2 separate regions of the Mus musculus genome follow, and region 1 is linked to region 2. The links are chromatin loops, found by intact Hi-C in ENCODE. Cell type or tissue: heart. All regions are shown on one strand. Each heading gives the region's core, and the rest is flanking DNA. Links, peaks and the distances in the headings are about the cores only.

Region 1 (2,908 bases), core at 227-2,726, 160 kb after region 2:
GACCCTGGCCTGCACACCTGCACAGGCCCATTCCCACCGTCGTCTTCTCTACTGCCTAGTTCCATCCGCGAGGAAATGGGGCCAGCACTGGGCCAAGTGGCCACCAGCACTACAGGATCAAGCAGCTTTCCAAAGGTCCAGGGTATGCCAATGCACACAATCAGAGGGCGCCTGCCTGCCTGCCTGCCTGCCTGCCCTGTGATGCATGTAGATCTGTACACCTTGTACCTGCCATACTCACTGTTCTACCTTGGGCCCTGAGGAATTCTGGGGGGAGAGGTCTTCTCTGGCTGAACAGTCCCAAGCCTTGCTGTGACCCTAGAGATGTGGAGGGGCTCAGGGAGAGGGTCCCAGATTACTGAAGAAAGGAGAGTCACCAGACATCAAGGCTTGCTAAGGAGCCTGAGTGTGTTCCCTAAGTAGTGTGAAGCTACTCACTAAAAGTTAATTTAATGATAGATATTCTCTGGAGATAGTGATGAGGATGCTGTGCTGGGACAGAAAGGAGCGAAGATACAGAAAAAGAAAACTGTAGGGGATACTCCCAACCATCCTCTTTAGTTAAGGGGATTCATCTTACCTATGTCTTTCCCGTGGTAGACTTTTCCATCTACTTACTCTGTACTTCAAGCCTCTCCAGAATGTTAAATTGTTTTTCCAGAAAGACAGGCTTCTGTCCCTACTTCTCAATTCTAAGACCAGTGGCCGCCGGGGCTGGAGAGATGGCTCTGTGGTTAAGAGCAGTGGCTGCTCTTTCAGAGGACCCAGATTCAATTCCCAGCACCCATATGAAAGCTTACAACTGTCTGTAACTCTAGCTCCAGGGAATATGACACCTTCACACAGACATGAATGCAGGCAAAATTATGCACATAAAATTAATTAGATAGATAGATAGATAGATAGATAGATAGATAGATAAAGACCAGTGGCTGAAAGAGGCCTTGGGTTGACCAACATGTCATGCCCAAATATGGTTGACTCTCCCACAGCCTGGAGTGTCTTCATTGCCTGTGGTAGGGCTATGATAGGGCTTTGATCACAATGGGCAGAACCTTTCAGCATAGTCATCTTGAGATTGTCTATGATATCGCCAGTCAAATAACATTTTCAGTACAGAATCCCTCCCCCCCATTCTACCTCCAGTCACCTGCATAAATATCTGCACCAAGTGAGCCAAAGGTTGAGTTGGGGGACATGATGGCAGAACTGTGCAGGGATAACCCAAATGGAAACTTCCAGCCATGTTATTCAAGACACAATTAGGGTAATATTTTTGGTCCCCCTGATCTACTGGAGAGCAAAGCCCCATGTACGGAATTGCATTAATACATGATTTTTCATTCAATGCCATTTGGCTGGATCACATGAGTTCATTAATGTACAGAGAACAAGGAAAACTGAATCATAGTAATAGAGCACAAAGAACTTGAGTTTCCTAGCTTCCAGCCCTATGATTTGGCTATTTAGGGGGAAAAGAGGAAATGGGGGGGGGTGTCCTAGCCTTAGAGTGCACAAGTGCCACCACCAGATGTCGCTCCATCCCAAAGATCCAGATGAGGCAGCCCCAGGAAGCCAAAATCCAGCTCTTTCATATTTTCCCTTATTTGGAGTAGATTCTTGGATGGTAGACACACCCCGCCCACCTCCCCACCCCACTCCTCTCAGACCCCAGACCAGGCCCTCCCACAGGGAACTATAGGCCCAAGCCCACCAGCTATACTGGGATCCTGAAGAGCTATTTCTAGACCTGTGTAGCCAGGGGGCGCCAGGAGGGAAGGAAACAGAAAATCCCCAAAGTGAGACCAGTTCCCTTAAAGCAAATCCAGGTGTGGCAGAAGAGAACAGTGATTTCCTGAGCTCACACCTTGGCCAAACTGGAGCTGCAATTGACTGCGGGTGGATTCCACCCACTTTTTCTGGCCCCAGTCTGACTTTGGTATCTAGGAATGCTGATGCTTATGTCCTGGCCGTCAATGACATAAGCATAACCAACCTGAGACAGGACCCAAAACCCAGACTGAAAAATCTAGTTGGCCATGCCCCTGCCACAGCCCTGGAATCAGCTCCCCATAGCCAAACCAGCAGAGGACTCTTGTATCCACCCTTGTTTCATCTCTCTTGTGTCCACGTTTGACACTGACTAAAAAGTGTCCTTCCAAGTTGTCACTCACCCTTATCCTAATCAGGGTACTAGTCTTAAAAGACCTTTCCGGGATAGGTACACAATGACCAGTTTATGGGCACCCATGCCTGTACCCATCTCTTGCCAAACGCTCAGATACTAGCCCCCTTTTCAAGGACTCCCCCCATAGGCTCGAGTTCCTGGATTCCTGGACATAGACACAATAAGTTTGTGGTAAACTATGCAAGGCTATCTCTGGACACCAACGCAATGCCTGGGACCTGAGTCCACACCCAACCTGCTCCTGGTCTTGGCCTCTCGCTTTCCAGACCTCTTCCCAGCTCAGGAGCCTTGCATCCACTATCTGGAGACTATCTGGCGTGGAGCTGACCACAGAGCCCTCACCTGCTGTCCCTCTAACCGCCGGGTGGCGCCCAGCTCTTCGCGCCCGCGCCGGAAGCCTCAGAGCTCCACTGGCGTCCGCTGCGCGCTGCGCGCCTCCACGCGAATGAGCCGCTGCCTCCCGCCTTCTTGTTAGCTGCATCCCCGCCCCACGCCCGCCCCGCGCCCGGCCCGGCAAGAAAGCCTTAATTGGTAAAAATCGCCCGGGAGCTGGGGGCAGGGAGTGGGTGCGGGGCTCGCCACGAGCTCAAGTGCCCCGCTCAAGTGCTAGCGACGCCGCGCCCCCCGCCCCCCCAATGAGCTCAGCGCTCTGTGAAGGCTGCCAGGCTTCAAGGGAGTAGGGCTCACCTCCAGAGCAGGGTCTGCAAACCCTATGTTTAG
Region 2 (2,908 bases), core at 145-2,644:
TCCGAAGCCACAGCACAGCATCCCCAAAGAACCAGAGCACCCTGCGGGCATGGTCTCACGGAAGAGCTTCGAGTGCTGAGGAACGCACAGTCCCTTGCCCACGGTTCCTGATGAGAACTACAACCATCTCTTTATGATGAGTTGTGGGACCTAGGAACATAATGTCTAGTCCTTTTTGTGGGTGGACAATAACCCTCAACTTGTTCCTGCCAAGTGGGGAATGGAGCTGATGGACCGACTCGCTTGCAGTGGGGGCAAAAAGTCACGGAATGGGAGAGGAGGAGGAGGGAGCAAAACCCAGAGATGGGGGTAAGAGCTCAGGAGCCCTTGTGGCGCACTCTCCCAACGGGAGATGGACTGCGCACGCGCGCCAGTCTGTGTGTGTGAGGGGGGAGCAAGTAACGGGAGTGGGGGCGCGCGAGGGAGAAGGGGACAGCGCGATCCAGGGAGAGGCCGGGACCGCGGGCGCGCGACAGTGCCGAGGCCCAAAGCCCCAAGAAGGGCAGGAGCGCGCGCAGCCCCAACTGGCGAAGCCCAGACGACAAGGGCGCTTGCACAGCTGGGGCCTAGGATGCGCACAGATGGGGCGGGCAGCGGGAGGGCGTCATTCGAAGGTGGCTCCAGGGAGATCGCGCTGAGAACCGTCGCTCGCGATTGCGGGAGACGAGTGGAGAAAGCCACCACCGGCGGCAGAGGGAGGGGGAGGGTAGAGAGGAGGGACGCCATCCGCCAGCCGTGTCGCCCGACCCCGCGGGCCCCTCCCGCGCCACGTCCCGCCCCTACCCGCCCCCCAGCAAGGGTCCCCGCCCGCGGCCTTGGCGGTCCCACTCACAGTCTCTCCTCCTCGCCTCCTCCTCCTCCTCCGCTCGGCGCGGCGGCGGCGGCGGCGGTGGCGGCAGCGGCGGCCATTTTCCGGACGGGTTTTACCACAGCCCTCTCTCCGAGAGGAGGGAGCGCGCGCGCAACCGATGCCGGGACCCCGCACGGCAGACGTCGCGCCCCGCCCTCCCGACCAGCCTGTGTGCTGCTGCACCTGCGCGCCCGCGCCCCACCCCTTGCTCTTTGTCGAGATTACCCTTCATTGGTTGTGGAGCCCAGGCTGGGGCGGAGCCTTAGCGGTGACGCCCTCAATTGGCAGGAGTTCCTGTCTGTTTAGGCAGGGAAAAGAGGCGGACCCCATTCAGCTGCGGATTGGTGGAGTTCTACTGTCACTTGGAAAAAAGAGGCGGCTAGGGCACAGAGGGGCTGGTTTTGTGGGCAGCATTTGAATGTTGAGGATTAACTGGGCCCTTGTGGACTCTGGCGCTTAAGGAAGTCTAGGCTCTTGGCGCCTATTAGAGCCTCCCTGCTGAGTAGTTCACCATTGTGATAAGCATTTGACTTCACCAGCATTTCTTTATTATCATTTTCTGTAGAAGTAGCAAAGTTGCCTGTTGAGGAGCCTGGCGTTGTTCCAAGCCAAGGGACTTGTTTTAAAGGGTCTACTGATTGTATTATTACACTAAATTAGCAGATGTCGCACTCTTAAGGCTGACAGTAAAATCAACATATCAAACCTTGGTCTTTGCAGACGTTTATAATGGGCAGATGGTGTGTGCCAAGCCCATAAGAGATCGGTCTGTCATTGTTGAATCAGATGGTTTGATGGAAGTACGTATAAAAGGGAGTGAGGCCAGAGGGAGCATTGTCAAAGCAGCCTTACCCTGATACCAGTCAGCATCCAATGCTCTTTGTGCTAAACAAATGCTCAACAAGAGACTTTCTTTCTTTGTTTGTTTTTTAAACACTATGCAACAAGAGACTTTCTGATTCAAATTTGGCTCCCCTCTCTATTCATTTATTTGCTAGGCACTGTTTTAGTACTGAACAAGGAGACAAACTAGACTCCTGGTAAGGAAGAGTCATACTAAACATACAAGAAAGTAGAACTTAAAATTTTGCACAGAGATAAAGACTTTGAAATAGATAGGGCAAGGACAAAAGAAGTGCTATTATGATACCCTCTAGCTTTTGCCCTCATGTCGTCTCCCAATATGGGTAATTGGGGAAAACATTCTAGGCAAGTTTAAACACTCTAAGGAAGGACTATGCCTGCCTTACTAAGGAGGCCAGTGTGACTGGAGAGAGACCTAGGCCACCAAAAGAACTAGGAGATTATTTTGAGATGAGAAGCCCTTGATAAATATTTGAGTCACTAGCTGTCACCATAAAACCTATGTTGCCAGTGAAGAATGAAGAACTGGCTGGTCCAGAGGTCCTGGCAGCAGTTGAAGAAAGATAGATGATGAAGGCTTTAACCAGGACAGTAGCAGTTGAAATCTGATAAGTTGTGATAGTTAAGATTTATGTTAAAAATTGAGCCAAAAGTATTGGATATCAGATGGAAAGAAAGAAAAAAAATAAGGATGATGGCTGACTTTGGGACAGGATCACCTAAGTGAATATCTTACTACAGTGGGGGAAATCTAGAGGATTTCCCATATGGCCATTCTAAACCATTTGTAATTCTAGTCTCAGGGAATCCTGTGCCCTCTTCTGACCACAGTGAGCACCAGGCAAAACACTTATACACATAAAATACTAAGATAGAAATGTAAAAAACAAGTGGGTAAGAGTGGTAGTGTGTGTGTGTGTGTGTGTGTGTGTGTGTGTGTATGTTGGGGTGTGAGAATACAGGTATTTGCATATACAGAGAATAGGATCTGAACTTGGGTCCTCTGCAAGAGCAACAAGCCATCTCTCCAGCCACACCTTCAGGCTGAGTTTTATTCCACGAATGCAAGGATGGTTTAAAATTAGAAATCAATTATAATTTTAAGAACAGATCATGTGAGTATCCCAATACATGCAGGAAAAAGCATTTAATAAAATTCAATACCTACATATGATTTTAAAAACACCTTAAAGA

What was found. Peaks named below come from ENCODE experiments on the same cell type or tissue, not always from the same donor. Only the 100,000 strongest peaks of a DNase experiment are listed, where the experiment ranks them.
Region 1: it touches region 2 in a loop (2.5-fold over the local background); 4 of 42 quality-filtered maps call a loop at or near these places.

What each region holds. Positions count from the first base shown.
Region 1 is chrX:74,247,199-74,250,106 of GRCm38, forward strand. It overlaps a transcript of Flna not described here. Among named protein-coding and RNA genes, the nearest start is that of Flna, 2.1 kb to the left of the region's middle. In heart, for the core only: CTCF peaks have their summits at 1,583, 1,785 and 2,551 (motif pointing right); DNase peaks (open chromatin) are centred at 1,633 and 2,623; H3K4me3 peaks cover 2,123 bases; H3K27ac peaks cover 1,794 bases.
Region 2 is chrX:74,084,678-74,087,585 of GRCm38, forward strand. It overlaps Mecp2 (methyl CpG binding protein 2), which reads right to left and starts at 1,013. Exons shown (of 4, transcript NM_010788.4): 1 at 833-1,013. In heart, for the core only: no CTCF peak of the experiment used is centred there; DNase peaks (open chromatin) are centred at 394 and 1,094; H3K4me3 peaks cover 1,428 bases; H3K27ac peaks cover 1,609 bases; H3K27me3 peaks cover 845 bases.